Linked DNA regions of Mus musculus: all the other regions are linked to region 1. The links are chromatin loops, found by intact Hi-C in ENCODE. Cell type or tissue: left cerebral cortex. All regions are shown on one strand.

The links. A loop is a pair of places that touch in the nucleus more often than their neighbours do. Peaks named below come from ENCODE experiments on the same cell type or tissue, not always from the same donor. Only the 100,000 strongest peaks of a DNase experiment are listed, where the experiment ranks them.
Region 2: a loop joins it to region 1, with 4 times the contacts of the local background. A loop is called at or near these places in 15 of 42 quality-filtered maps.
Region 3: a loop joins it to region 1, with 1.9 times the contacts of the local background. A loop is called at or near these places in 2 of 42 quality-filtered maps.
Region 4: a loop joins it to region 1, with 2.6 times the contacts of the local background. A loop is called at or near these places in 2 of 42 quality-filtered maps.
Region 5: a loop joins it to region 1, with 2.3 times the contacts of the local background. A loop is called at or near these places in 2 of 42 quality-filtered maps.
Region 6: a loop joins it to region 1, with 2.6 times the contacts of the local background. A loop is called at or near these places in 3 of 42 quality-filtered maps.

What each region holds. Positions count from the first base shown.
Region 1 is chr3:130,182,206-130,187,205 of GRCm38, reverse strand. It overlaps Col25a1 (collagen, type XXV, alpha 1), which reads right to left. Exons shown (of 38, transcript NM_029838.4): 2 at 4,372-4,441. Among named protein-coding and RNA genes, the nearest start is that of Col25a1, 3.9 kb to the right of the region's middle. In left cerebral cortex, a CTCF peak has its summit at 1,939; DNase peaks (open chromatin) are centred at 925 and 1,827.
Region 2 is chr3:130,692,250-130,697,249 of GRCm38, reverse strand. It overlaps Ostc (oligosaccharyltransferase complex subunit (non-catalytic)), which reads left to right. Exons shown (of 4, transcript NM_025509.3): 4 at 772-1,333. The coding sequence ends at 790. It overlaps Gm36373 (a long non-coding RNA gene), which reads left to right and starts at 4,598. Exons shown (of 3, transcript XR_867641.2): 1 at 4,598-5,000. In left cerebral cortex, a CTCF peak has its summit at 3,025 (motif pointing right); a DNase peak (open chromatin) is centred at 2,405.
Region 3 is chr3:130,383,920-130,388,919 of GRCm38, reverse strand. It overlaps Col25a1 (collagen, type XXV, alpha 1), which reads right to left. Exons shown (of 38, transcript NM_029838.4): 3 at 2,001-2,045. Among named protein-coding and RNA genes, the nearest start is that of Gm22682, 180 kb to the right of the region's middle. In left cerebral cortex, no CTCF peak of the experiment used is centred here; a DNase peak (open chromatin) is centred at 2,868.
Region 4 is chr3:130,262,268-130,267,267 of GRCm38, reverse strand. The region is part of intron 2 of Col25a1 (collagen, type XXV, alpha 1); the gene reads right to left. Among named protein-coding and RNA genes, the nearest start is that of Gm22682, 59 kb to the right of the region's middle. In left cerebral cortex, no CTCF peak of the experiment used is centred here; a DNase peak (open chromatin) is centred at 2,003.
Region 5 is chr3:130,108,075-130,113,074 of GRCm38, reverse strand. No RefSeq gene overlaps it. Among named protein-coding and RNA genes, the nearest start is that of Sec24b, 50 kb to the right of the region's middle. In left cerebral cortex, no CTCF peak of the experiment used is centred here; DNase peaks (open chromatin) are centred at 2,178, 2,518 and 4,601.
Region 6 is chr3:130,398,507-130,403,506 of GRCm38, reverse strand. The region is part of intron 4 of Col25a1 (collagen, type XXV, alpha 1); the gene reads right to left. Among named protein-coding and RNA genes, the nearest start is that of Gm22682, 200 kb to the right of the region's middle. In left cerebral cortex, no CTCF peak of the experiment used is centred here; a DNase peak (open chromatin) is centred at 2,519; H3K4me3 peaks cover 540 bases; H3K27ac peaks cover 607 bases.

The DNA.
Region 1 (5,000 bases):
CATGCCTGATTTATATATACTTTTATGTAAGACACCAAGTGAGAGCCCTGACAGAATCCTATCCACAGAATGAGCCAACATATGCTCTCATCTGAAGGTCAGACTTTCTAGAGGCCCAGCCCCCAATGCCCATGGTACCTCCAAGACTCAGCTACCTCAAAAGTACTCTGCTAAAAAGAGCTTTGATGGATAACATTTCTGTTGTTGTTTTTTTCATCTTTCTGGAGTTTCTCCAAAGCAAAACTTCTCTAAAATAAAGCTTCTCTTGAGTTCCCAAGTAAATGTGAGCTGTCACAGAGACAGAGATGATCTAAAACTAGACCACAGTGGATAGCTGCCCAACTACAAATTTATTACAATCCTTAAAGTGGCTGAAATATAAATCATACCTCAGCAAAGCTACTAAAAATAAGTTTGAAACAGATGAGTCGGATAGGTCAGCTATCTGTAAATATCTAATTCAAAATTTCAAAGATATGTTTTACTACCCCACGCTCAAGTAGCCCAAGGTCTATGTACTTTAGTCAAACTTCACCCCCAATGTCAAAAGATCTCTCTGTTGATAAACGTAACTTAAGAGACTAATATCAATATCTATAAAGAACCAAACGCGCATAGCTCTTCAGTTACGCATAGCTTTAGTTCAGAGTTTGTCCATTAGACACTCAGTTCTGGGCAAGCATCTCAAAGATCCTTTTCTCACCTATAACCTGTAACTCTGTGCACTAGAGTTAAGTAGCAAGGAAAAGAACTGATTTAAGGGTTTGGCTCAGTAGTGTAGCTTAGCAGTGAAGTGTAGGTAGCACATTGAAGAGGCAAAAAGATAAAAGGCAGCATCTACAACTTCACACATACCCACTAAAACATCTGAGTGTTCACAAAAACCATCACCCTACAAGAAAGACTTGTCTGATTTTTTTGTGTGTGTGTGGGTTATTTTTTTCAGGATGAGTAAACGGAACACACTTCGGTTCTTTGGTTCAACCAAGGACACACAGCAGCAGCAGCAACAGCAGATCCAGAATCCCAGCCTGGGGGTAACCTGCTCTAAACATTCATTCTCTATGCTTCAGTAAGTCTTCGACTTCCCTTCCCTCAGATGTGGGCATGAATTCTCACCTTGACTTTAGTACATTAACTGTTTTCCCTGAGTCGTGGCCTCCTCATCTATAAAAGTAGCTCCCTAGAAGCTGGTGAGTAGGTAAAGGTTATTTGCACATCTGTTTACCAAAGGCACAAGACAAACCTGTCCTGGTAAAGCATTAGACGCCAGGGAATTCAGAATCTTAAAGAGTTGTTATGGAAATTAGAGAGTGCATCTCTTACATTACAAAACTATTGGTAAATAGCTCAGCCGTCTCCCACAGAAGCTCCCTCTTACGAGAAGGGGACAACAACCAACCAGAGATTGTATTATTTCCTTACGTCCTACCTGGAAAACCCCTTCAGGAACTTGGGTCTATCAAAAGCTATTAAAGCAAACACAAACAACATAGCATTACTCCCCCCCCCAACCCCCCACCATGGGCCTTTGGCTCTATTCCTGAGACTGTCAACAAGAGTGTCAACTTCAAGGGATGGGCACCTGTCCACAGGAACTGAGCTGAGGTCACAGGCCTGTCTAGCTCTGTCCTACAAACAGATGTCTTTGTGACAACTCTTAGTCACAGTGAGCCACAGCAAGAGTCAAACCAGGTGGGAAATGCTGTATCTCCTTTCTAATCCTTGGCTGGCCCGCTCATTCCCTGAGACAATGTCTCACTGACTGACTGTATTTCAAAATGGTTCTCTCCAGGATACAGGGTCTTTATTTTGTGTAATGCCTGATTATTACGCAAGCCAAAGGAAGTGTTTCCAGAACAGTGATTATTTGGTTCCATGTGCTGGAAGACACACACCTTCTGCTTAAGAAGCCAGGTAAAATCTGATGTGATGTGGGTCTCTAGTGGTGGCGATGAGATATAGCAGCTGTTACTGAGAGCCAAAAAAAAAAAAAAAAAAAAAAAAAAAAACAAGGAAATCCCATTTAAATTGTCCTGTTATGATGAGAAACACTCCACTGTAATCTCCCAAGATACACAAGGCCAACTCTAAACATATTAGCTTTCTCCCAGATCTGGTGATAATTAGGTTACATTTAACATCATGAACCATATCTTCACAGATAATAGAACTCAGAGCAGGAGAGGTCACTTTTCAGCTTTTTACCAAACTCGATAAGAATCCAGCGAATTAAACACGAACTGCTTTAAATACAGTTAGCAAAAACAGTACATACCAAAAGTCCTGGACTCCAAAGGGTGGGGTCAGTGACTCTCAGCACCAGGTGTCTGCAGAATTTAAATAATCCCAAGCAGCGATGAGGTGATTATGTATTTAATCCTCTGATGGAAATGTGACTTCCTTAAATATCTGAGTCCTGAGGTCTGCCCCAACTTAAAACAACTAAGAACGAAAGCCACATTTTCAAGTCTGACCTCCTTGATTTTTCTTCTAACGTAAGAGGTAGCTTAAATTTTCAAATATTCACATATAATTATGTATGTATGTTTTTATATATTTCCCCCATGTGTTGAGGGTTAAACCCAGGGTCTCGTACATTTTAGGATAGTGTTCTAAAACTGAGCTACATCAAGCTCTCCAAACTTTTTTTTTTTAACTTTTTGATTTTAAGACTGAATCTTACTAAGCTGTAACCTAGGCAAGCACTGAACTTGCCATCCCCCTGCCTCAGCCTTTTGCATAGCTGGGATAAGAGGGTTGGTTTTTGTTGTTGATTGGTTGGTTGATTTTGATTTTCTTTTGTTTTAACAATCTTTCCAGAACTGTCTTCTCAGTCAAAAGCCTTTATGTGAAAAATCATATATTTCCAGTATGGTGACGAATGTAATTGGATATATCACTGTGCCATAGGGCCAGTGGGATGGCACTTGTCACACACAAAGCCTGGATTTGATCCCTAGGATCCACTTGGTGGAATTACAAAGATAACTCCTGCAAGCTGCTCTCTGATTTCCATACAGATGCTATTGTACACACACACTAAGTTTAATTTGTAAAAAAGGTTTTCAAGTGTATACACTATAACAACCTGGTGTTCATATTTTAAGCTGATGTGTAAGGTGGCAGCTGTTTTGGCGGTGGCAAAAAATAATAATAATTCAGGATATTAAAAAAATTCAGAAACTAGTCTTTCTATACACAACCATTCACCACTTAACAGAGAGAATTGTGTTGTTTGATAACTTCCTACACTGCACTTACCCGAACTGAAATGGCTACATCATCAATAAATGACGTAGTCTTGTGCGATCTCCATCCTTCATGACGTGATCCGCCCTTGACCAAGTGGCACTATGTAACACCTAACTATATAAAGCACCAAGTATCATATTCTTAAACATTAAATAAAATGTAAAGGAATCACCTTACATGCCTGATAAGTGAAACTAGACCGTTCGTAATAAATGAATTACAGTGTTTATCTGAAAAAAAAAACACTAACACTCGTGGGGTTTTATGACGTATATTCTTGAATCCAGTCAATGTTTCCAATGGCCCTCATCCAAGACCTTTTAAATTGTTAAATCTACAGATAAATACCAACTCTCAGAGGTCTGTGAATGGAGAGTTACAATTACCCTGACTGGATGGGGGTTGGAGGAGTGATATTCATTAATGCCTCTCTTTTCTAATTCTCTTAGGTATTGTCATTAAAACAGTTCCCTAAAACTTCACAGAAATCCAGTAAAAACATAAGAACCTGTCCTGAGAGGGCGTTGAGGTTGTTATAGCTCATAATGGCAGCTCAAGATAAAGAATAGCTTTAGTCTTCTGCTTCAAGACAGGAGAGTGAGCCTTGTTGATGCGACAGAATCCAAGCTGGCGAGGAGGTAAAGGTTATTTGCACATCTGTTTACCAAAAGCACAAGACAACCCTGTCCTGGTAAAGCATTAGACACCAGGGAATTCAGAGTCTTAAGAGTTCAACAGCCATTTTCACCGCCACCACCAACAACAACAAATTATGACATTGTCTAATAAGATCACAGAAGACTTTCAATCTGAGACTCTAAGAACTCTGTCTTTACATACCATCTTGTCTATATTATTCATGGTGACCATCCCTGGCTTCCTTGCTTTCCCATAGCAGACCTTAGCATGCTGCATAAAACAATATTTAGGGCTTTTCTGCCATCTTTTGGACTGAGACATGTTGGTTTTATTAAAGCAGGTTGGGCCTGCAGTCTTTCTTCACTATTATTACAGGTAGACTTGACAGCACAAGACACCCCCCCCCTTTTTTTTCTTTTTTCTTTTTTTCCAGAGTTCTGCTGTGAAGGAAACGTTGTTAAATGAGGGCCGTTTTACCTGCTGGGCAGTTGCACTCTAAAGGTGCCTCCCTGGCCGTTCTTATTTTAGCCATATGTTCGTAGGATTTCTGTAGGGAAAGCAGAGGGGTTGACACAGTATCAGTAGCACTGAGGAGAACTAGACTCTCAGGGGCTCTCTGGCCACATGCCTGCTTCGCCAGCATCTGATAGCTTGCATAAGGAATATTTACATATGTACTTGGACTCTTGTCAAAAAGTAACAGAATCCAAGTCCTAAAATAAGACAATGACCACTGACATGGTAGCAGGATTGCAGGGTTTGGCTAACATCTTTCTCTAGTCCTCAATTACCACCCCACCCCCCCACCCCCACTTTCCTTTAGCCCAAGCATAGGCAGGCAGTGCAAAAGCCAGGCAGTGATATAGGTCCAAAGACGCTGGTCAAGAGTGCATAAGTGAATGTGAACTCTACACAGCCTCTCCATTGGAAGTAAATTTTAAATAAATAAATAAATAAATGGCCCTGATTTGAAACCAACCTTGAAGATAACTCTCAGCTTCAACAGCTCTACCTTCCAATTATTACCTGCACTGCATCCTTAACCAACTATAAAACTTTTTCAAAGTGTTTGAACATGAAAAAAAGATTCGAAGGGTGGAATTTAT
Region 2 (5,000 bases), 510 kb before region 1:
TTTTCAGGCCTCATGGAGTAACTCCATTTTATAGTTGAGAAAACGGAGTGAGGTTTGACCAGCCTCACCCAGTGAATAGTAAGGGTGCATCAGAGGGGGCACTCTGGGGGCCTCAGTGAGTTCCCGTGTATTCAGTCATTTGGTAGTGTGGGTAGTAAGTAGTACAGCATTTTTCAGAGTTTTGTTCTGATCCTGATCATGCCTCCATGGTATTAGATCTCAGGTGCTTATGGCAGAAGGGAGGGTTGGGACCTGAGTACCTCATTCAGTTCCTTAAAGGGGCTTCGGAGCGTCAGTGAAAGCAGCTTGATCTTTGGTGTCATCTGTGGGCACTGCTGAAGCCTGCAACTGCTTTCTGGACACTTGCAATGGAGGCAGATACCTTTGCAGTTTGGGGACTCAGGGTCAGCTCCAGGCATGTATTCCTGGCTTTCCCATGCCTCCTCTAGTATGACGAGGGGCTTTGAAATCCAAGCTAGTTTCCATAAAAAGGTTTAATTTTTGTTATAATTTTGAGAGCCCAAAGATTGCTTCTGTTAAGCTTAGCTTTATAGTCTTCATTTTTCTGCCCTTCTGTGTCTAATTGTATGTTAGTTTGCATTGCTTTGTGATGTTTTGGGAGGAAGGAGACCAGGAAGCCTGGTTATGTGTTATCACGAACCAGGGGTGATGCTGAGGAAGAGCTGTGACGTCATCAGATTCATAGTCGCCAGGCACTCTTGAATGGCTGCTTCCTGGTCGCCTTTTCTGATATGAATTCTCTTTCTGCAGGGGCTACCTGATGGGCTAGTGTCTTTTGAGAGGAAATCAGTGGATCCCGGATTTGCTCCTGTTAATGAAGTTTTAAAGGCTGACCCACTCCCTCCTGCAATGTGGAAAAGAAAGAAGAGCAGTGTAAACGCTGCACTGAGCGACACCCTAGCAAGCACAGCAGAGCTAGGACCGGAAGTCACGGGATCAGAGACAAGTTCATTACAGTATTTCCCTTGATGACCTACCCCAGTGTACCAGCTATGTTAAACGGCATTTTTTCTTAGTTTTTTATTTCTTAAAGAAAATATACTCCTCCTAAAACTTTGGTATTGAATAAAGTGATTATTTTTTACAAACCCATCATCAGCTTTTGGACATGATATTTCTGATTTTCAGAAATTAACGCAAATTGAGAAGTATATTGTGAGAGCTGAGATATTTGGACGATTGGCCAGTTCCTGCAGTGGTGCTTTAAATGGTGTGTGTGCTACTCTGCAATTTCAGATGCATACGGGAGACTTGTTTCCTGAACAACATGATGTATGAAAGGAGCAGAAATAAATGATTTTTCTAATTAACATTTTAGAGTGTGGACTTTTTGTTGTTTTGTTTCTGAGACAGGCTCTCACAGGCCCTGTCTGGTCTGGAATTTGCTATATAGACCAGGCTGGCCTCAAACTCTTAAGAGATCCACCTGCCTCTGCTTTCTGAGTGCAGGGATCAAGTATGCCACCAGAACCAGCCTAACTGAATTAACTTGATCTGTACGTCGGTAAGTTCCATCTTGCGTTGTTCCTCGGGCACAACCAGCATCTTCAACTACATCGTTAGGTGTCAGGTCCACAAGTGCCCTCTTCTCCCTCTCAGATGGGCAGACTCAGCCTGGACTGCAGTCAGAGCAAAGCCAGCATTCCGCAGGAAGTCGGGAAGCCTGTCGCCATCGGCCAGGAGGAGCCACTTCCCTACACTGACAAACCTGTTGCTGCATAGCCAAGCCTGCGCCCGACTCCAGACTCCCTCAGCCCCACCCCTGACCTGGTGTCCTGCTCCCTACTCTACTCTCTTCTCTGTCTCCATTTTCTTTCTTTCTTTCCTTCCTTCCTTCCTTCCTTCCTTTTTTTTTTTTTTTTTTGGTTTTCTGAGACAGGGTTTCTCTGTGTAGCCCTGGCTGTCCTGGAACTCACTTTGTAGACCAGGCTGGCCTCGAACTCAGAAATCCGCCTGCCTCTGCCTCCCGAGTGCTGGGATTAAAGGCGTGCGCCACCACTGCCCGGCTTTCCATTTTCTTTCTTGTTTCACTATTTTCTCCCACTGAACGGCTGCTCTAGCCCTGGCCGTGTCCAGTCTGTTTTCTCTTTCTGCTCTGGATTCTGGATGCTTCTCTTATTCACAATCAAAGCTTTAACCATACCATGGAGTGGTCATGCACAGTAAATGCGATTTCCTTACTGTGCCCCCTCGTATAGCGCATTAGGGTGCTTCCTGAGGCAGTGGTTCCACAGTTCCATGATGCAATCACAACGTGTACGCTCATCGGACTGGTAGTTTCTCATTGGCTGACTGGTAGGTGGCAGTCCCTTTCTCATTGGCTGACTGGAGGTGGCAGTCCCTTTCTAATTGGCTGACTGGGAGGGGCAGTTCCTTTCTCATTGGCTGACTGGTAGGAGACAGTTCCTTTCTCATTGGCTATCAGTAACATGTCCTGGACACATCTCTAGACCAGTCTGGTTGTATAGTTTTTCTGGCCAGGTCTTTTAGTTCTCTAACAGGCCGTGGCCTTCACTTCTTTCATAGCTCAATTCATTCTGATCATAGAATTTGTAAGTTTACAAGATTTGTCCCTCGGTTGAGTCTCCCACACCCTTCCAGTTCCAAAGGTGATCATTAGCAGCTCATTATTAAAGATTCATTCATTTACTCAGAGGGTCTTGAACATAGGATTAAGACGATGAACAAAGGCTCTGACCTCCAGCGCCGGCATTCGGTCATCAATAGATCAAACTGTTTATAAGCTGTGAGGTACTCAAGTGCAGTAGCCAGGACCAGTGTGGACGAGGAGACGGGGTAGCCGTGCTTTAAGCTCTGGGAAGGAAAGATGACCCAAAGATATCAGAGTTCAAGGCCTGATTCAGTATGCATACAGTCTCAGTTTGTTTGACTATGAGAACATCTTTTAAAGCCTTTATGTTAGGCAGACAAAAGCAACTGCAATACAGCAAGGTCCCATTTTTCTTTATTGATGGAGTAGTAACAGTTCCTTCTATGTACCACTAGGTGGTGCTATGCTAACGGTATGTTTCTGTTTCAAAAACTTGGAAATTAATTTCCAAAGCGTTTTTGAGTAATCATTTCTTTACCCAGTACAGTGAAATATTAATTTAATTAATATTTAAATCAATATTTTGAAGCATATACTTATATAAAATGTCTTGTTGGTAAAATGTACTGTGTTTATGTGAAGAAGAAGAAAAAAAAACAATACTAGGCATAAAGTATTTTACGGCAGCGTGAGCCGGCATCACAGTGCACTAGAAAGCTGCTACGACTTATTTGCTAGGCAGGTGAATGTAGAATGAGTTTTCCTGCCGGAAAGGAGACAAACTCATCTTTGACTATTGGCTCTCTTGGGAGAGGATGCTGACAAGTATAAAGTGGTTTTGTGGAATGTGAGTCGTCTGAGAGGAGAAGGAAGAAAGTGGATTTAGGAAGGATAAGATGGCAGGTGAAGTCAAGATGTCATTGGCTGGCAGGGCAGTATGGCTAGACACTGACTGGGCTGCTGTTGTGACCTGGGTTGGAGACCATCTCAAGACTGGCACAATTTGCCTGTGGAGCTGAGGTAGACCTGATAAAGGATCTGAGGTTGCCATCTTGCTCCACCCTACAATGAAGTCCTTCCTTCAAGGGAGCGCTGTGGCCGCTCAGCCAGCCTCCCCCTTCTTCTGTGGTCCAGGACCCACCCCACCGAGTTGTGCCACACAGGGGGCAGCTCTTCCAACCCCAGCTACCTAATCAAGATAATCTCGCCTAGACACACCCAGGTGATGTGAGATCTTACCAAACTGACAATGGAGATGAACCATTCAGATTAATAAAGAAGATAGCCTGTTTGTAGGACTATAAACGAGAGCCAGGGGTGGCATGGGCTTGTTATTTCAGCGATCGGGATACGGAGGCAGAAGGACTGAAGCCAGTAAGTTCCAGGCCAGGCTGGGCTACACAGCAAGATCTTGTCTCAAAACAACTGAAACCTCTCCCCGTAAGATAATAAAAAACGAGAAAAAAACAAAAACAGTAAGAAACGAAAAGAAAGAGTGTGCTGGCGATCACTGTTACTGTTTACTTGAGTTATAAAATGGGAACTAACACAGGTGCAAAGTTGGGAGAATATTGTCTGGATGGGAATGGAGCTGCTGTGAGTGCACGGCCGTTGTTTCTGTTGTATGCTGTAACCTTCCTAGCGCAGGTCGGTCTGCACGTAGAAATAAGAACGACACATTTACAGAGTCCAAAGAGTGAGTGCCAGATAATGAGTTCTATGAAGCTAGCTCCTGCCCAGGTAGCGCTTCAGCCCAGAGAACCCACAGGCTGAGATTCCGTACTGCTGGAGCCAAGCCTGCTCTCTAGTGCTCCACAGGACCTAACCTAAAGTTTGTGGGAATTGAACGTGGGTCCTCTGGAAGAGCAGTCAGTGCTCTTAACTGCTGAGTCATCTCTCCAGCCCCAAAGGTCAGTGTATTAAAACTCTTGCCAAATACTATTTTTTTAAATGTACTTACACTTTTCGTTATAATACTACGAGTTCTTAGTGGACCTGAATTTTAGCTCTTCCAATGACCAGCTGTGCAACCTTCAGCAAAATCCTTAGGTTTTCTGAGCCTCAGTTTCTCCTTGGAAACTGAAGGTAGCAATGCCTACTTCTTAAGTAAGAAATAAAGTAGAGCACAGCTTCTTGATATTACAATTCATAACAGTAGCAAAAAATTACAGTTATGAAATAGCAACAAGAATAATTTTTTCTAGTTTGGGATCACTACCCCGTGAGGAACTGTATTAAAGGGTCATAGCGCTAGGAAGGTTGTGAACCACTGCATTCGATGCTCTTTAAAGATGGCTTCAGAGCTTTCTCGGAGTTAGGCTCTGCCTCATTTTTATCGTTTTTATTTAGTATATGGTCGCACATTCTCCTCTGGGGATGGAGGGTGGGAATGTGCACATACAGTCATGTGGGATAAGTGTGATTGACT
Region 3 (5,000 bases), 200 kb before region 1:
CGGGCAGTGAGGGGAGAGATGAAAAAGAGAAAGAAAGAGAAATTAGTGACTATGAATGTTAAAATTAACTCACAGATAAATTACCACCACCACCACCACCACCACCACCACCATCATCATCATCATCACAATTCTAAGAACACAGAGGAGACTTGGAACCCAGAGATTTCTTTAAATCATAGACCTTTGAGATGACAAAACAAATGAATTTATAGCCAAATTGTCACAGAATTTGGACAAACTTTCAGGTTCTCCAAAGCCTGTTCAGGCGAAGCTGAGAGGTCCATGAACCTGAAAGAAAACTGTGTAACACATACAGGCCTATGTAGCATTCGAGTCAGGAGAATCTCGGTTGCTTTTGATGGATCATTGCAGAGAGCTGAGCTTGATAAACACTTGAATCAGCAAGGCCTAACATTTGTTCCTTGAAGAATGTCCTACCTTCACCGTTTCTGCCAATGCATAAGAGCTCAGTCCTAGTGTCTCTATGGTTTTCTTTAAAGCAGAACACAGGCAGAAACCGAGACCATCCCTGTATTTTATATACCATATGCTCCAAACGCCACCTTCTATGTAACCAGGCAGTGGGGAGGTGGGTTTATCTCTATAGGACTTTACATAAGCACACATGTTTCTTCTTCCTTCTTAATTTCTTTCTTTTGACAAAAGATCATTTTGGTGATTATCTGGCAACAATATTTTGTCATTTCTTTTCTCTCAAAACTTCTTGGGGGTGGGGAGAGAGGGGACCAATTGGAGGAGGAAGCACGGGGCAGGGTGGGGCAGGTAGTCGGGGGTGGGGGGCAAATGTGAATAATGATCCTAAACACATATGCATAAAGATGTGATAATGAGCCCGATTACCCCACATGCTAACCTAAACACTCTGTTTTTAAAGAACATGAGAAAAGCCTCTATTGTGAACTCTGTCCTTTATGAAGGGATACCCACCCAAGTTTCCAGCCATCTACATGCAGAGAGGCTGATGGACAGCCCTTGAGAACACTAAGCACTCAGCAACCATCCTCCCCAGTTGGTGAATTTTCACAATTCCTTTGACTTTGCCATCTATTTTGAAAGGGCAAGGGAAAATGAGATGTCCTAAATTCTGTCCACAGCAGGACAAGCTGGGGTTCTACTACTTCAACACTTGGCCAGTGATTGTCTTAACTATTGGTAAGTTCTACCATTAGATAGTGGGAGGTCCCATTTTAGAGCATGCCGAAGTCACCATGAAAAGAACTGATGCTCTCTTAAGAAGCCTTCTGGATTATCAGCCCTTTTGAAATCTCAGACTTCCAAGAGTAAAAATAGTAACCTACCTCTCTTATTGCTATATCGTGGTTACAAACGTATCTTCATTTGGCCTTTGCTATTTCACTTTCCCTATAGGAACTCCCACAAACTTGGAGTGGGAGCCAGGACAAAGGATTGCAATAGCCCTGGCTTGGAGTCGGCTGACCCATCACTTCCTCAGTGACAATGTGGAAACCCCAGACTGATCAATGATGCCACTCTCACCACTGAAGCTCTGAGGCTGTACCAGGAGCCCCTCCCACAGCCCGTTAAGAACTGCACAGCAAGCAGTATGACACAGTGTGTCAGTTCATTAAAATAACAGCTTTCCAAAATGTTTTTGTGAGTGTGCTGAGACAGATAAATACCCACATGCTGGCCACCCCAGAGAGGACCCAGAGTGATGTTGCTATACCACATATGGATGCGAACTGCACTACGGAATGCAGGACAGAAGGGTTGGCCTTGATCAACAAGCAGCTAAAACCCGGGAGCTGGGGGTATTGTTAAACCCTAATGAACAATATTTCCCAATGCTCCTTTCTTAAGTGTTTGTTGTAATAAGGATTTGCCCTTAAATTCAACGTATATAATAAAAGTATCAAACTTGCACACACCTTCCAATAGGCAACTATCACTATTAATTAATGGGAATAAACATAACTACTACACCAGAACTTGAGTAGCACAAGGCAGACACTCACCAGATTCTCCTCTTCGGCCTCTCTTCCCTCGTTTCCCTGGAGGACCTGAAATATAAAAGATGCTTTGTAGCATATTTCATGTTTTCCAGTTGTATAAGGGTTGCTACACAATTCCTAAGACTCTGTTCACTGTTTTTCACCACCAGCTCCAAGAAAGGGACCAGATGTTGTTGATGAAGATTGCTACTCTCCTGCTTCAGCAAAGCCAAGCTCTATTCCATCTCACCCCCAAAGCTGGTTGGAACAACTATCTATCAAACATACTTAAGAGTCAGGATTTCTGTTCATCTCATTGATATACCATCAATACAGAACAGATTTGCTAAGCCAGCAGTTGAAACGCCTTATTTATTTTCTGAAGGCCTCAAATTATAAGAAACAAATCTATATAACTATTGTTTGTCTTCAGTCAGGTTCAACATGATTTTTCTGAATGTATTTGGATAGCAATCAACTAAAAACATACACAAAGAAGAATACAGCTTAGATTATTTCTGTTAAATGTGAATATAATGGAATTCAGTGATTGTCACTCGGATAAATTCATGGTCATAATTTTAAGTCTGTTTTTTTTTTCTACAGAGACAAGATCATTATCACTTAATGAACAGTTAGCCTTAATGATGATGCCATTCATGAGTCAAAAAAAAAAAAAGGAAAAAAAAAAAGAAAAAGAAATCAAACACCCTTTTACTTCAGTGAGTTGCCTATAAGGACATCAGACTCACTGCATCAAATTCTAGCCATTTGCACTTGAAGACATTGTTCTCAATTACACAGCTTCTGTCTGCATTTCCTTGGGTGAAAATAGCTTCCAGTGAATTATGGCTCAAGTGAATGGAAGAGAGCAATCAGCCCACAATAAGTACTGAGGGCTTCTAAGTCTTGCTGGGAGAAAACGCCAAGGAAAACACAGAGCTGCCTGCTGCTGAGGCATGAACTGCTGAGTGGAGCTGATGACTTCTAAACTCTGGAAAGTTCCAGGGACACGGCCGACTGTCACCACGAGTCAGAGTTATCAGCTACAAATAAACACCACCATAAGCTGTGGGAACACTGGTGGCCCACCCAGCTTCCCCCCAGCCTCAAACAGGAGAGGTATGACCATCTTTGTTGATAGCAGGGTATAAATAAATAAATAAATAAATAAGCAATGATATCAGTTGAAGATGTTAGGAGACCCAGCTTTATAAGCAAAACCCAAAGTGTCAGTAGGCTTTTGGATTTCTTTCTGTATCTTGGAACAAAGAGAGAATCCTATGCACACTCAAGGCATTTTCAAAGATCAGGACAGAATTAAATAAGTAAATATACGTGGTGGGGCCCTACTATATAGGAAAATACAAACTTATAGACTTGCCCCAAATCATGCAATCAATATTCCGATATTTGTAACTCTCCTTTAAGATTAGAAATCGGACATTTGTAGTATAAAATCACTAAACCAAGGAAACCGAGCAAGCTCACTTGTGATAGACATGGTTAACTTTAGAAACCACCTTTGAAAAGAAGAAGAAGAAGAAGAAAAAAAAATATATATATATGCAGGGAACTTAGGAGCTCTAGAAATTGAGTAAGTTTCAACTGACAAACAAGAAAAAATACACATTTAAATTCACAGAAGAGACATATGAATATTCACAGGGATGGAGACACCATCAGAGATACCAGAGGCATCCTGACGAACTGTTGTTCACTTACAAATAAATAACAATTATTGATTCACTGGGAATTAACTTATTTTCTTTTCTCCATGAAGATGTTCCCTTAAAACAGTAGTTAAAGTTGAAGTTAAAACATGAAGTTAAAACAATAGTTTTACTAAGTATTTTAAAGAGAATCTAAAATAAATTAAAAAAAAAATAGCCTTGAAAGAAAAGGGATAAGAATGAAGCAGTACTACCTTCTGGAGAAACCCCCAAAGCAGAGTGACACTATTTCTGAACATGTCTTTCTCGAATATTCAATCACAAATCCAGAAACCAATCAAATGCCACAGAAACTGTGGGGCAGAAGGCATTTGCAAGATGGCATACATTGAAGGTAACAGGGCTTTTGAAGAATATCACAATACTTGAGAGATGGTGAGGCCAAACTAAGTTTTAAGATGAGAGTTTAAATATGTTAAACCTAGAAAAAAACACTGGCTTGAAGAAGAGTAAATTATAATGACAACTGGAAGCAGACATCTATAGGGAGTCACTTCCAACATAACGTTAGTGAGCCAATGAACTGCACAAAGTCCTCCTCAGCCATGTCTAGGTATCTTGCTGACAAAGAGTGAGCCAAAGTTTAAAGAAGTTCGAGGTACAGATGAGAACTCTGGGCCTTGCCTCTAAATTTAGGATCAAAACCAAACATGAAAAACAAAATGGAAGAGATGAATGGATGAGAAACCTCTCTTCTCATCAAAACCCCTGGTAAGAGATGACAAGACTTGGGGAGATAGCACACACTTTTAATCTCAGAACTCTCTGTGAGTTCAAGGCCATCCTGGTCTATATAGATCTAGTTTCAGGATAACCAGGTTACATAGAGAAACCCTTAGAGAGAGACAGAGAGACAGAGAGACAGAGAGACAGAGAGACAGAGAGAAGAGTTGATAAAAGATAGTGACTTTGTCCACCCATGCAGGGTAATTCTGTTCAAACTCTTTTGTTGTTAATGTTAATTTTTTTTATTTCGAAATTAGCCTAATAACCAGGTTTCCATACATCTTCTTCATCCATCCCTAGTTTTAGCTAACCCACCCCTTACCTTACCCTCTTCTCCCCTTAGCCCCACTTCCACCGAGTGCTAACATAATGTGTTAGCACTCACTACTGCCCATCTGCTTCCTTCTTGCATGCATTCGATCATTCCACAACTGGAAAAAGATTGCATCGCCTTCACATTCTACTACAGAGACATGAGCACATTGGGTTTTTGTGCCCACTTCCTTTGGGGTTAGCCCTGTCCTTTATGTTCCTGTATCCCACACCCTTCCCTGTCTAAGCCCTT
Region 4 (5,000 bases), 80 kb before region 1:
TTCTAAGCCTCTTCTGAAGTTAGGTCTGGTTGCACAACTACGTCTTGTGGACACAGCTTGAAATGTTGGATCCTGGCTTGCTCACTTTGGAGATATTTTCCACATCCTCCCCGCTATCCCCGCTGACTGGAAAATAAGAATAGTCATCTGAGACCATAAAATGGAAGCCTAGAATCTAAAAACTAAATTTTTTAAAAAAGGAGAAAGATCCCCTGTTCTTGCTACCGTCAAGCTGCCAGCCACTCTGACCACTTTCCTCGGCCCATGACAGAATATATTGACTTCTCTATTGACTGCCATTGGCGCTACAGAGTCTCTGTTGCCTCAGAAAAGCCTGTATTGTAGCTAATGAAGTCCCACCTAACACTTTCTTCAACTATAACCCAAAGTCTCTTGACAATCTAGTTAATTTACCAAACACCTTTTTCTTTAAAGAGTCCATTTTTTTTTCTGCAATTTTACATCATTTTTCTCCACACCATCTCTGATATGACAATGCTTTAAGTTTGGCACAATCCCAGATTCCATGACCAAAGTGCTCAGTCAGGCCGCGTTCCCCCTAAAAAACAACATCTGGTTCTGCTTCAGACTGCTAGGCAAGCTAAATTCCTAGTTTATAGGGATTAAGATGATTTTAACTCATTTTTCAGAACAAATTCCCTTTCCCTCACAGTCATTTCAATTCACACAACATACAAAAACACATATAATATATAGAATATAATAGAAACACTGCTTTCTCTAAGGTTACCCTGATATAAAATGGTCGCTATCCTCCTACTGTGCACAAGGCCTCCATAGGCAATCTCCTGTGTACCAGGAAAGTCCAGGCACCTTTAAGGAATCATCATCTATCTGGAAAGAAAATGTCAATAGAACACCAGCATTATGTGGCTCTCTGCTTCCTTCCGGCTCCCCCCCTCTCTCTCTTTCTCTCTCTCTCCATAAAAAGGAGATAATTACACCTGCCACAAAACTACTTCTCACTACCGTTATGAAGACAAATGAGATAACCTGCACGCTAAAAGCATTCTATGCTTTCAGAAGAAGCAAGGCTAGCCAAATCTAAGCTGGTATAATTCTGCATAATGTTTTCCAGGGACCGTCTGAGCACCCGAGAGGGTCATTACCTACAACAAACTCTTGGCACCAAAGGTCCGCCTTTCTGACACACACTCCATTTTGTGCACCTGACAACGCTTTTCCATTCATTGGGGGTAACTCGGATGCTGATTTAGTCATCTCCAGTCTGCTAAAAAAGATCCAGATTAAAAAAACAAAAACAAAAACAAAAATAAAAACCATAAAGCCTTCTATTTCTTGCAGCAACTGAATAAAGAGAAAGAAGTTCTCTAAATCGTGGAGTTGCACTTGACAGCTTAACCGTGAAACCCATTTCAATCAACTTCAAATGTAAAGCAGGTTTGGCAAGAACGGAGGAGGGGATAAAGCGGGAGAAGAAAAGGCCTTATGGCCAGCAGACAGCTCCCTCATGTCTACTGTCTGCTGTAATATACCAGTGACTCCAGAGGGCTACCCACTCAGCTGAACCTGGCCTTCAACTCTGCCCCATGAGGTTCTTCTACTTGCTAATCCTAGGTCGTATGCAGAATCCTGCTTTTGGTATCCAATGTTGGAAGAGGCTGTAGATACAAGAATTAATAGTTGTAAACAAAAAAGATGCACAAACTGTTATCAATCTAGTCTGTTATCTGCAGCCTTTAACTTGATCGTCTACACTTGGAACGCCCTGATAAGCCCTCTGTATATACTCATCCTGGGGTTATCTAGCCGACTTCTCTGCTTTTTGGTAAAGCACCCAAAGGTTGCTATGTTCTCTGTGGTGCCTCCTGATAAAGGTGCCAAGCAATCGAATCAGCAGTTGGAACAGTAGCTGCAACTGTAGCCTGCTGCGTGTACATTTGCTGCAAGCTGAAGCCAAGCAACCCTGTACTCAACTATCAATTAACCGCGGGGGTGGCTGGGTAGGTGATGCTTCACTCTCTTGGCAGCCTTCCTGGAACAGAGATGTAGTGATGCAAGGTAAGAACACAGCCTGCTTGAATTGTAAGAGATCATTTCGGGTCTGCTGTACAGTTGTTTGCAACTCTGTGTGGCTTGTCCCCAGGGCTCCTTCTCATCGACCCAACGCTTACGTGATTCAGGTGTTGGAGGTCAACTTTCATTGGAATTTCTCTCAAAATGGAATTTTGATGGCAAGGCTTTGGAGACAGCTAGCTATTTGTTTAGCTAATGTTGAAGAAAATAGAACTGACGAGTGAACCATTGCTCCGATGCGATCATTAATCATTTCTCCACAACTTAAAACCTTTGCTAATCCTACCACAGTGAGTCAGTGGCTCATGACAATCCTTGTCATTGTTCACTTTGAAACCACCAGGACATTGGGGAGAAATCATAAACCCCCAGAAATGTATGCTTGATTCATAATTCATCCAAATATGCATTTAGAGTTATGCTGCCTGTCAGTCTGACCCACATATGCTCCCGTGAAAGTACTAAACCGTTCAGGTGACATGGTCACAGTGGCCACCAGTGCTCTTTCCTCCCAAGTGCTGAGATAAAAAGCATTTGTTAGGGAACCGCTTCATCTACATTCCACAACCATTGGGAAGCCTGTCTGCCTGAGTGGGCAGTGCTCTCCCCGGGATGAGAAACGGGAACTCCTATAGTTCAACAGCAGTAGAGAAGGTGACACCCATGAGTCCATTCTGTGTCCCCCTCTGCCGATTAGACTATATCGCACATTGCTATGCAAACTTAGCCAGGGGAAGAGTCAAACGTTGTGGGCCCTGCACTTCATCCCTCACGGATCAGTCCAGGCAAAACACTGCATCCACTGGAAGAGCAGATTCCATAGCCTAGCTAGCATTTATGCCTCCAAACACAGGAAACCCGGGATGCCAAAACCAATAAAGCCACTTCACACACTCCGTTATTTCTGCTTATGCGCAGTCATTCACCAAACACAAACTGAGATGACTGCTCTCAAGAGATGCTGGGCCATAGGCTACAGCCATCGACCTATGCTTCTCCATCAAAACCCCCAAGACCCAGGAAGAAGGATGGTTTTCCCAAGAAAACCAAAAATCTATCTTTTTCACAGATAAGAAAACGTTTTGTATTTTGATGTCATTTTGGTAACTGGAAACTAGGAACTTTCCCCCAAATTACCAAGTATCGCTTCCACACAAAGTAAAATAAATAAATAAATAAATAAATAAATAAACAAACAAACAAATAAATACAAGTCCTCTCATGTTTTCTTTTATTACAGACACAAAGAATGGCAGTAGATACTCCATTTCCATTGCAGAGAGAAAAGGTGCCCATGTCCTCACAGCCTTCTCTGTCATACCAAACTGGATTTCCTGAAGACCAAGCAACAGAAAGCTGGAGTGTAACAGATACTGCAAACAGAAGTGACTCAAACTCATTGCTTTATATTGTTTTCTCCATTTCCATTGACAAACATAAACCAGGCTGCTTCCTATGACGATACACAGTGCTGTGAGCACCGGGCTGAGGAAATGGGGACCTCCAGCAGTGCCCTAAGAAGTGGGCATTGTGCTTCATAACGGCATCTGTCAATACCCTCCCTTCCTCCCGCTTATCCGAGAGTGGTCCACGGTTAGAGCCCCTCACGGGGCTTCCAGCAGGTACCTGCTGTTAAAGGCAAGATGACTTTGAATAAACACAGACAACTGTGTTTAACTACCTAAATGATAATCCAATGTGGCAAAGGACAGTCCCAAAGCAACGGCTGCTTATTGCCCTGCACATACTCAGAATAAGTGGGCATCTATTTCAGTTTCCAAAAGCAGGTGGGGCTAATCATATAACAATACTGAATGGCGAAGGCTTTATTTTTATTGTACCGAACAGCTGATCGGAGATCAGCCCAGAAGGTAATGAGAGTTCCTGATATGCTGGTTTTGATTGTAGCTAGTAAAACCATGGAGGGATAATCTCATCCAAAGCACACTGTTTTTATCAAAAATAAGGACATTAAAATATAAGATCCCTGGCAATGGGATTTACTGTCTTTCAGAATAATACAGAATTGATAAAATTCACTCCAAAGTGTTATTGGGAATGACATCATTAAATCACTTTCGTTTTCTTTCAGAAGTCTTTGTAAAGGAAAACCATTATCCTTACAGTGAAAACTACAGAATTCCCAACACAATGCATCGAATACCCGACTCAAAGTGTGCTCTGCTTTCAATAGAAACACTTGTTCTCATGAATATACTGAGAGACAATGTATGGTGCTTTTCAGACATTAATTTCAGTTTTGTTACAGCTCAGTGGTGAGCCAATTTAGGGGGGAAAAAAAGAGAATAGGTTTCAACAGAAAGGAAAGAAGCTCCAAAAAGACATCTTAAAAGCTAAGTTTCTGCTAACAGCATAATTACAGGAACAAAGGGCAAGTTACTGGTGAGGATTTCAAACTCTACCTTGTGTCCACAAACTATAATAATTTACACCAAGACTCTCACAATAGAATGGAATGCTCTAGAACCTCTAAAAGTCTTAACTCTTTCAAGGACACACTCTTTTTGTTTTTTAAACTCTCTCTTTTTTTTCCATTTTTTTAATTAAATATTTACTTTATTTACATTTCAAATGTTGTCCCCTTTCCTGGTTTCCCCTCCAAAACCTCCCTGTCCCCTCTCCCCCTGCTCATCAACCCACCCACTTCTGCTTCCTGGCCCTGGCCCTGTCATTCCCCTACACTGGGGCATAAAACCTTCATAGGACCTAGGGCCTCTTTTCCCATTTGATGACTAACTAGGCCATCCTCTGCTGCATATGCAGCTGGAGCCATGGGTCCCACCATGTGTACTCTTCGGTTGGTGGTTTACTCCCTGGGAGCTCTGGGGATACTGGTTAGTTCATATTGTTGTTCCTCCTATGGGGCTGCAAACCCCTTCAGCTCTTTTGGTTCCTTTCTCTAGCTCCTTCGTTGGGGACCC
Region 5 (5,000 bases), 74 kb after region 1:
GAAGAAGGAGGAGGAGGAGGAGGAGGAGGAGGAGGAGAAGAAGAAGAGGAGGAGGAGGAGGAGGAGGAGGAGGAGGAGGAAGAAGAAGGAGGTGGCAGCTTGAGAGAAATGGCTCAGAAGGTCAGAAGGTAAAGGAGCTGCTGCCAAGTTCCATCCCCAGGACCCACATGGTGGAAAGAGAGAACCAAACACTACAAGTTGATCTCAGACCTCTATAAGCACAAGCACACACAGATATACAGACTCACAGATGCACAAACACACACAGATACACAGACTCACAGATGCACAAACACACACAGATACACAGACACACCGACGTACACACACACACACAGATACACATATACTCAAACACATACACACAAACACCACTAAATAAATGTAAAAGAATAAATAAATGTAAAAATCTAATATTTGAATTATAATTTTCAGATGCTATCTTGTAGACACATGTTGATTGTTGACATTGTTGAAAGTTTCAGTGAAACTTTACTGAGCATGATAAGTTTTGCTTATATATTTTTCTTCAAAAATTCTAAGGGGAGAGAGAGAGAGAGAGATCCTCAGGAGTGTAACGGCCACATGAAGTTCTGTACATCTTCTGATACTTTCTCTTAGTCGTTGCACTTGGTAAGATACCAAAAAGATGTATCTCACTCTAAAATCATCACATTTTCTGAAATATATAAATATTTGCCCAATTAGAGAGTGAAAGGCTCATGTTAATGGTGTTTTAATCTGAATTTTAATGAATGAGATTACACCTCTTTCATAGACTTAAAAAACAAAAGTATATCTTCTTTAAAGCTGGGCAATGATGAAGCATGCCTTTAATCCAGACACTCAGGAGGCAGAGACAGACAGATCTAGCCTGGTCTACAAAGTGAGTTCCAGGATAGGCCAGACAAGACTACACAGAGAGACCCTGTCTTGAAAGAAACAAAAACAAAAGAAAGGAAGGAAGGAAGGAAGGAAGGAAGGAAGGAAGGAAGGAAGGAAGGAAGGAAGGAAGGAAGAAGGGTAGAGGAGGGAAGAAGGCAGGGGGAGAAGGAAGGAATCTACTGCCAGCACTTGACTAGACCAGCACAATTCCTTCCTAGATTCTAAATCTGAATCTTAGACCCACAGGTAAGGGAATCTCCCTCCGCTCTTCAAAGAAGCTTCTCTTTACAGCAGATGGAGATCATCAGAAACCCCAACTGGACACACTACACAGATGAACGGATGATGGGGAGCTCAAATACATCTACATCACAGCTCCTGCATCAGGGGCTCAGAGATCATCAGAGAAGTGGGTGTGGAAAGATTGTAAGCGCCAAAATACCAGGAAGTCTGCTATGAAAGAGTGTCTCCTAGAAATGGCTGCATCCACAAGACTGAAGTAATGCCAGGATCAATAGAAATGCTATCCAGAAAGGGGGAACGTCCAGGCTTGTCCATCAAGCACGTTTACGCACTGAGCCATCCTGCCGGTCCACAATCTAAAGATGCTTAACAGTGTTGTAAAAGTACAATTGACATGCAATAATCTGTATGTATTTACTTGTGTAGCTTAATAGAATTTTAACCTTTGTATACGCCTATGAAATGCTTACAATCAAAATAATAAACGTATTCATGACCCTGAAAGGTTTTCTTGTAGCCCAGCCCCCTATAAAAGTGTATCTGCTTTCTCTCACTATCTATTTGTTCACATTTTCTACAGTTCTACAGATCTGTTCAAACAGAAATGCCCATTGTTATGTGTATGGATGTTTTACCTGCGTATATGAACCACAGACATGTCTGATGCCTGAAGAGATCAAAAGAGGATGTTGTATGCCCTAGAACTGGGGTTACAAACTATTGTGAGCTGTCTTGTGAGTGATGGATATCGAACCCAGGTTCTCTGGAAAAGCGACAATTTCTCTTAAGTGTTGAGCCAACTCTCCAGCCCTAATATATGGTCTTTTGTCTAAAATTTTTTTCAACATACAAGTTCTTGTGTGGGTCAGTACTGGTCAATGGTAGTCTACAACAATAACCCCAAATGATTTTTAAATGGATACAGAAGCTATAGAAACCAAATTCAAAGAGAGAGCTCGGAAAAGCAAGGGAGTGAGGTGAAAATAACTTGTGGGGTGGGTGGGAGACAGAAGACAGTGACTTACACTGTTCTTAAAAACAGCTTCTACTGGAACCTCTCAGACACTGAGCCACCAACCAGGCAGCAGACACTAGCTGATATGAGGCTACCAGCACATATACAGCAGAAGACTGCCAGGTCTGGACTCAGTCAGAGAAGATGCACCTAACCCTCAAGAGACTTGGGGCCAAGAGAATGAGGAGGTCTGGTGTGTGTAGGGGGACATCCTCATGAAGTCGAGGGCTGGCAGGGAGGAGGTGAAGGATGTGGAACATTGGAGGATGGACTGGGAGGCGGATAAAGTCTAGACTGTAAAAAAAAAAAAAAAAAAAAAGGTTAAAGAATAAATTAGTACTTTTTTTAAATCTAGAAAAAACAAAAACCAGCTTCCCTGAAACGCAACTCATGCACCACAGGACTTACCATCCAAATGTGCACAGCAACGACTCTCCCTGTTCATGTCCCGGGAATTAGGGCATGGGCTTACTCAGAATGCCTTTAAGCTGCCAGTTACAATCTACATACAAATCTATTGATCTTTTCAAAAGTATGCTATTTGTCTTTTTGTTATTGAGATGTAAGAGCACTTTACAAATATTCTGGATTACGTCCTTTGTAAGATATACCTTTTGCCTACATTACACGCCCCCCCCCCCCCCCGCCATGCTGTGGGTTACTGTTTCACTTTTTTCTTTTCTTATTTTTTTTTGAGTGTTTTGCATGTTTGTATATGAACCACTTGCATGCCTGGTGCCCAGAGAGGTCAGAAGAAGGCACCGGCTCCCTCAAACTGGAGTTACAGACTGTTGTGAGCCACCATGTTGGTGCTGGGAGCCTAACCCAGGTTCTCTGAAATATCAGCAAGCTCTCTTAGCCACTGAATCATCTCTCCTGCCCCTTATTTTTAATCTTTTAATCAACCAGTTATAACTTCATATACTTATGGGCCACAGAATGATATTTCAATATGTGTGTACAGTGTGTAGTGATGAAATCTGCTTGGCTGATGGCTCCACCATTTTATACTTTAAGTCTGGAAACCCCAAACTTAAAATCCTCTCCTCTACTTAAAAAAAATGTTCCTGGGGTAACAGTGCCACCGATGGGCTATGGAACACTAGAACTCACGTTTGGAAGCATGTTATCGAGCCTCCCTCTCACCTTCTCTTATGGTCTGAATGTGAAATGGCTCCGTAGGCCTTACGTGTTGAATGTTTGGATTCCAGCTGGTGGTGCTATCTGAGAGTCTTTGAGAGTTTCCAAACGGGAGCCTGCTCCCAGGGGAAGCATGGACCAGGGTGAATCCTTGCAGAACAGATCTTGTGTTAGTCTCCTCTGTTCTGCTTCCTGCTTCCTGGATGCCACAGGGAAGCAACCTTTCCGCCACTCTCCCACTGTGGTAGTCTCGCCACAGCCCACAGTCAGGGAGCCAGCCCACCGGCACTGACACGCCACAATCATGATCCAAAGCACGTGTCCCCTCCTTGTAAATGGTTTATCAGGCTGGTGAGATGGCTCAGTGGGTAACAGTGTGTGGGGCCAAACCTGACTGGCATCCCTGAGACCCATACAGTGAAAGAAGAGAACTAACTTCCACAAGTTGTCCTCTGACCTCCACTCAACACACATTGTGACACACACACAAAGACATACACACACTGAGAGACACACACACACAGACATGCACACACACTACAATAAATATATATATTTAAAATATTATATTTTTATATTCTAACTATGTAGAAGTTCATTGAAATAGACTGACTTTAGGTCTGGTTAATTTCAGTGAGTGATTTTTTTTTTAATTTACACGTTTTTAGAAACCTTTTGGGCTCTTCAGACAGGGTTTCTCTGGTAGCCCAGGCAATCCTGTAACCCTCTGTAGAGTAGAAACTTACTCAGTAGACCAGGCTAGCCTCTGCCTCCCAAATGCTGGGATTAAAGGTGGATGCCACCACCACCAGCTCACGTGTCTATAACAGTTTTTAAAATGTTTCTCTCTGTTATTCATCACAGACACGGTGAAACTAGTGATGTGTTTGCTTCCTGTTCCAGCCTTTGCCTTTCTAACCACGAGTCATTAGCATCCTATTTTTGTATCAACATATTGCGGTTTCCCATATGAGAGGGGGCACACAGCGTTTTGTTTTAGGGGTCTGGCTTAATTTACTTAAAAATCCTCCAGTTCCATTCATCTTGCTGCAAATGACAGGATTTCATCCTTTTGTGGGGAATAATAAATGTTGCATTACGTATAAATATCACAGTTTTTTTTTATCACTGCATCTCTTGATGGACACCAAGGTCCATATTGTATCTGGGTTCCTGTGAATGGTGTTTCATAGACCCTTGGGGATACAGCCTGGCTTTGGTCTCTGAATTTCCCTTCCTTTAGATATAAACTCCCACGTGTGCTATGATGGCTGCAGTCGCCTCTATTTTTAGTTTCTTAAAGGAACCTCGGAGCTGCTCTTCATAAAGTTGCACGAGGTCTGTTACGGGCTCCCTGCTGGCCAGGGCTCACTGATGGTCTGCTGATGATCCATTTTTTTTATAACGGCCACTCTGATGGGGAAGACATGTCAAGATCTTCTGAGCAGTTTTCAATCTTTGCTTTCCTTACTGATGTAACTGGCTTCTTGCATTCTTTATGTATCCTGAATGTTAGTCTTTGGTCAGATGATTTACAATTATTTTTCTCCCGTTTGTAAGTTGTCTCTTCCCTCTGTTGCGTGCTCCTTTTGCTGTGTGGAAGCCTCTTAACATAGCCCTGCCTATCGGAGCTCCGTGTGTCGTCTGTGCTTTAGGAGGGACGGGGGTCTGGGTTATACAAAAACAAAAAAACTAAAAAACCCTCTTTGCTTGTGTT
Region 6 (5,000 bases), 220 kb before region 1:
AAGAAAAGAAAAGAAACTGAACCCTCCTCCCTACGAAACAGAATGTACACCTGCCAGCATCCTGAGTGGCCCTCCAGAAAGGCCTAGCGGAAAGGAGCATGGACAACAGAAAATGAAATTTCTGGGAAAATTGGTTGGCTCTGCTTCAGTAAGAGACAAAGCTGGGTGGCATAAAGACTTGGACAGACTGACACTAGACAGGTGCTCCCTGGAAGGGAATGAATTGAGATTCAATGTACTGTATGCTCTTATGTCCCTCGTCTTTCCTCCTCAGCAGACTGCCCCTGTGGGTCCGTGTCACGCCTCTCCACAAGCTCCCATGTGAGATGCACATCTCGTTTCCTAACTTTAAAAAGCTGAGGCAATACCTGAGCCTTGTTTCCAGGTATTTTATTTTAAATATTTTATAGTTAAATGTTTTATAATGTATTAAACATAAAAGTTTTTGTATCAAATGTTAAAATCTAATACTCTATTATGAGGCTTTTAGTATTCCATTATGCACATGGACACACATAGCATTCATGCATACATATATTTGGTTGTTTAAGCGGGAAGCTAAACTTTTATATAAACATAAATAGCTATTTCATTGAGCTTCAAATGATAATTGTTGTAGATGAGGTAAAATCTTTTGCTGGTTGGACATTCATAATTTAAGATGGTATTTAGATGTCATTCATGGAGTAAAACAAATTAAAAGTGCTGAACAGGTATCTTCTTATGAGAGATTTATCACAATGATTTTATAGTCTTGACACCTTTTATATTCTGCCAGCCAATAAAACCATGGTGTGTCGGAGAAACATCTCAGTCCTAAAAGGATGCTGACGTCCCACTTCTGAGCGACAAACACTAATATAAACCACCCCTTGACTGTTGCCAACACATCCCCAAAATCGGGGTTTATATTTTCCACGAACCCTAGATTGCTGACATTAAAGTAAATGTAGTATAGTTTCCTAAAGGTCCTATAGTGGGCTACATCTTGATCACCACTATCCTTTATGGGAATAAAAGATATATATTGATTAAATAAATATAGAATGAATGAATTCCCAGTAATATATGAACAAAAGCTTGTTAGTTTTTAACAGAATTGAATGCTAGAAAATTATGTGATTTAGTATTTAAATGCTTTGTTGGACTTTTAGAAAGTACTAGGAGTTCTGGAAATGAAACGGAATGACTTTCCTGCTCTTTAAGTATATTTTTAAATGTCAAAATAAAAGCTTTACTCTCCCTTACATCGATCCGGGTCCTAGTTCATTTGCCTTGTGTTTTTGATTAAATATCTGCACATAGGAAATTTCCTATTATAGGAACTACGCAGTTTCTATAACGAGGTTCCTATAAATTATGATATTTGATATGAGCTAGAGCAATTTTTCATTTTGTTCAAAATTTCCAGTGATCTGAAATTGCCATCAGCTGGCAAATGACCAAGCTCTCTTCTGAATTCTATTAATGTCCCTAGATTTAAATCTTAAAGGAAGGGGGCATTCCCCCATTCCCTCTAAAAGGAGATGCTAATGCCTATGGGAAAATAACATTATAAACAAATAAAACCCAGGGGTCTTGGTCAGCAAAATGAACAAACCTTGCCTTTCATACAACTTTCAAACCAGTGAACAGCACATGAATTTGGAAACAGTTCTTTTTCAACTCATGCTGTATAATGTACAGAGTCTGTATGTAGCTGTGATACCAGGCCAGCTTACTAGGCATGGAGACTCAATAGCTAGAAGCTTAACTTTAATATGCAAAGTAGAGGGCTGGTTAGGGGTGGGGCGGCATCAGAATAGATAATCACCACAACTGGAAGTGGAGGTTTAGGTCATTTCCTACCCAGGGTTACTCCTAGGGCACACTGGGTTATGGTCAAAGTATCTGAAAGGAACCAGCAAGTTAATTAGTTCCACTCCAAGGGAGGGCTTTTCACAAACCAGCTCTGATTCTATAGCATGGATTAGAGGTCTAAATGGAAGGCTACATATGGTGAAAGATATATACATTCAGCCATTACCACAGACAGGCAGTAAATTATCTGGGGGGACCCGCAGAGCGCTCTGTGGCCCTCTCTTTAAACCTCCCCTCTCACCTGTGAAAGAGCCTGAAGCCGTATGCCATTGGCTGTTAATAATGCTCTCTGGAAGGAAGCAAGCTGAAATTGTTCCCAAACTGCAAATCAACAGACCACGTATATATGTCTACTACTGTTGAATGAAATGATATATCAGAATAAAAGACCGTATCTGCAGTACAGGACTCAAGTATGCTTTCATGTAGCCTATAAAATCCTTGGGCTCTGGGCAGCACGGAGCTCTGAAATGCTTCTGTTTCCACTCCCAGGAGGATATCCTAATATAGATGCTGTGAACGGAAGCCTCCAAAGGAAGTCTGTGATATGAAATTTAAAATAATTGTTTTTAAATTTGTAGTTTCCAGATTGGGTTTCTACCGTGCCTGCCAAACCTTCCCCTCTTTCTTTTTCTTTCTTCTTCTTTTTTTTTATTTTCCTGTGGGCTTGTTACACAATATGGATTTCATTTGTGTATTCATAGGAGGAAGTGGTGATTCAGCCACTTTGTGGGTATGCCTTTAGGTTTCCCCCTCCGCCCGCAGAACGTAGGGAGCTGGCATCGGTCCTGAGCCAGGAGGAAGGGAACAGACTACACAAGTGAGGTAGTGAAGGGGAAAAGCAGCCCTGGCTTCTATAGCTTGGCATGCAGCCTCTCGTGGTACCTCCTGATGATGTCTTCCTTCCCTGGCCAGCCCCTACCATCTCAGAGATGTCTTCATCCTCCTCCCTAATGTGGGCTTTGCACAGCAGAATGGTAGTCACCTTATTTCACTTCTTAAACATGGTTTCCTAACGCCAGTTGTAGAGGAACGTTCCATCCTGACATGTGACAAGTGGGAGAGGCCATCTTGTCGCCCTGCTCTAAAAAGTGCACATCTGATTGGACTGCAGTGAAGAGATAAAATATGAGCACTCCAGTCATTGTTTATCATGTGTCACTTGGGAGCTATGTGGCTTCTGTTTGCCACTCCCCTTTGCAAAGTATGGGATAAAATATAGCAAGTGTTTCCAGGGCTAAAGGATGCTATGAAGGCTGCTAGGGAAGAAAACTCACCGACAGTGTCACCTAGTTATGGTTATCCTTGCAAGGATACTAACCTCCAAGCAAGAAATGGTCATGAGTGAAGTCATGAAACTATCAGGTGTAACCAACTGTTCTACTATTTGATTGGAGAGAACAAACATCTAAGGCTACCTACCTCATCAAAAACATACAATTGGGGAGGTCATAGGCCAAAGGGAAAAGCATACTATTGTTGAATGCCTAAGTAAACCTGAATATGTTGTCAATGTTTTTTCTAAATATTTAATTTTATACCCACAGAGTAGTTCTATGCTCATCCTGAGGCAGAGAACGTCCTTTGTGTAGAAGGCTTCCAGTATCTAATGTCCAGCAGAATCTACCCGTTTATTGGCCAAGAATGCTTGCCTAATCACAAGTGTGTATGACACTTGCCAGTCATAGATGAAGGCTATTCTCATAGAATATTAAGGCTGCATTAAAGTAAAGAACCAAGGAAGGAGGAAGAAGGGTTTAGAGACAGAAGAAAGCAATACAAGACGAGAGTGTTTGCTCAGTTGGGGTCCCGGAAGTAGTTTTGAAATGTGTCTGTTTGGAGACATCAGTGCTGGTCAGTGATCATTAATTTTTTTGTGTTGTATTTCCAGGACTACGGAGTTCAGGCATTTGGTCAAACACCAGGCTAAATGTTGTTATGAAGACATTTATTAAGAGTGATTATATTTTCTGTGGGTCGTTCTTTAAGTAAAGCCTATTTCTCTCAATAGGCAGGGCAGGCTTCAAATCAGTTATAAGCCTTAATAGCAGAGGCCAAGGTTCTTTGCATTAGCAACTCTACCTTAAGAAATGCAGAAACCTTATAAGCCCCAGTGTAGGGGAAAGCCAGGGCCAAGAAGTGGGGGTGGGTGGGTAGGAGAGCAGGGCAGAGGGAGGGTACAGGGAACTTTCAGGATAGCATTTGAAATGTATATAAAGAAAATATCTAATAAATAAATAAATGCAGAAACCCCATCTGAGGGGTCTGTGAAGATCAATTTGATAGTGAAGTGCTCACTGGGCAAGCAGGAAGACCTGAGTGTGGATTTCCCACAACAGTACGCCGTCTAGCCCACTGGTATGTATGCCCACAGATCTTAGACTTCCTAACACCTATAACTTTATAAGCTACTTCCATAAGTAGCTCTCTAAATATTTAGATGTCCTGATGGATCTTTTCCTCTAGAGAACCCTGAAAGAATCACCAAACCCCTTTCTATTAGCACCAGATCCATCTTCTGTTTCTAATTTTATCATCAATTTTCCAGGGCAATGTGTACTCCAACCATGCCAGAACTCCGGTGCACAGAGAAAAATGCCCCAATAAACCATCGTTTTTGGTTAAAACAAGTTTAGAGCCTCTTTTTTTATTACATATTTTCTTCATTTACATTTCAAATGCTATCCCCAAAGCCTCCTATACTCTCCCCAACCCCGCCCCCACCTTGCTCCTCACCCACTCCTGCTTCCTGGCCCTGAGATTCCCCTGTACAGGCGCATATGATCTTCACAAGACCAAGGGCCTCTCTTCCCATTGATGGCTGACTAGGCCATCCTCTGCTACATATGCAACTAGAGGCACAGCTCTGTGGGGTACTGATTAATTCATATTATTGTTCCTCCTATAGGGATGCAGACCCCTTTAGAAAAATTCAATGTGCCTTGTTCTGCAATTTATTCTGTATTATAAAAATCTGATGCTCGACTGAAAAATTACATTCAGATTCAACACCTCTCTTGTGTGTTTGACTGATTGTCACTACATCCGACTCTTCTGCCCATCTGCCTAAGTAATCCCGTTCCTTGCAGACCAGGGACTCAGAGGGTCTGTGGCACTTGGGTACTTTTTCTAGCTCCTTC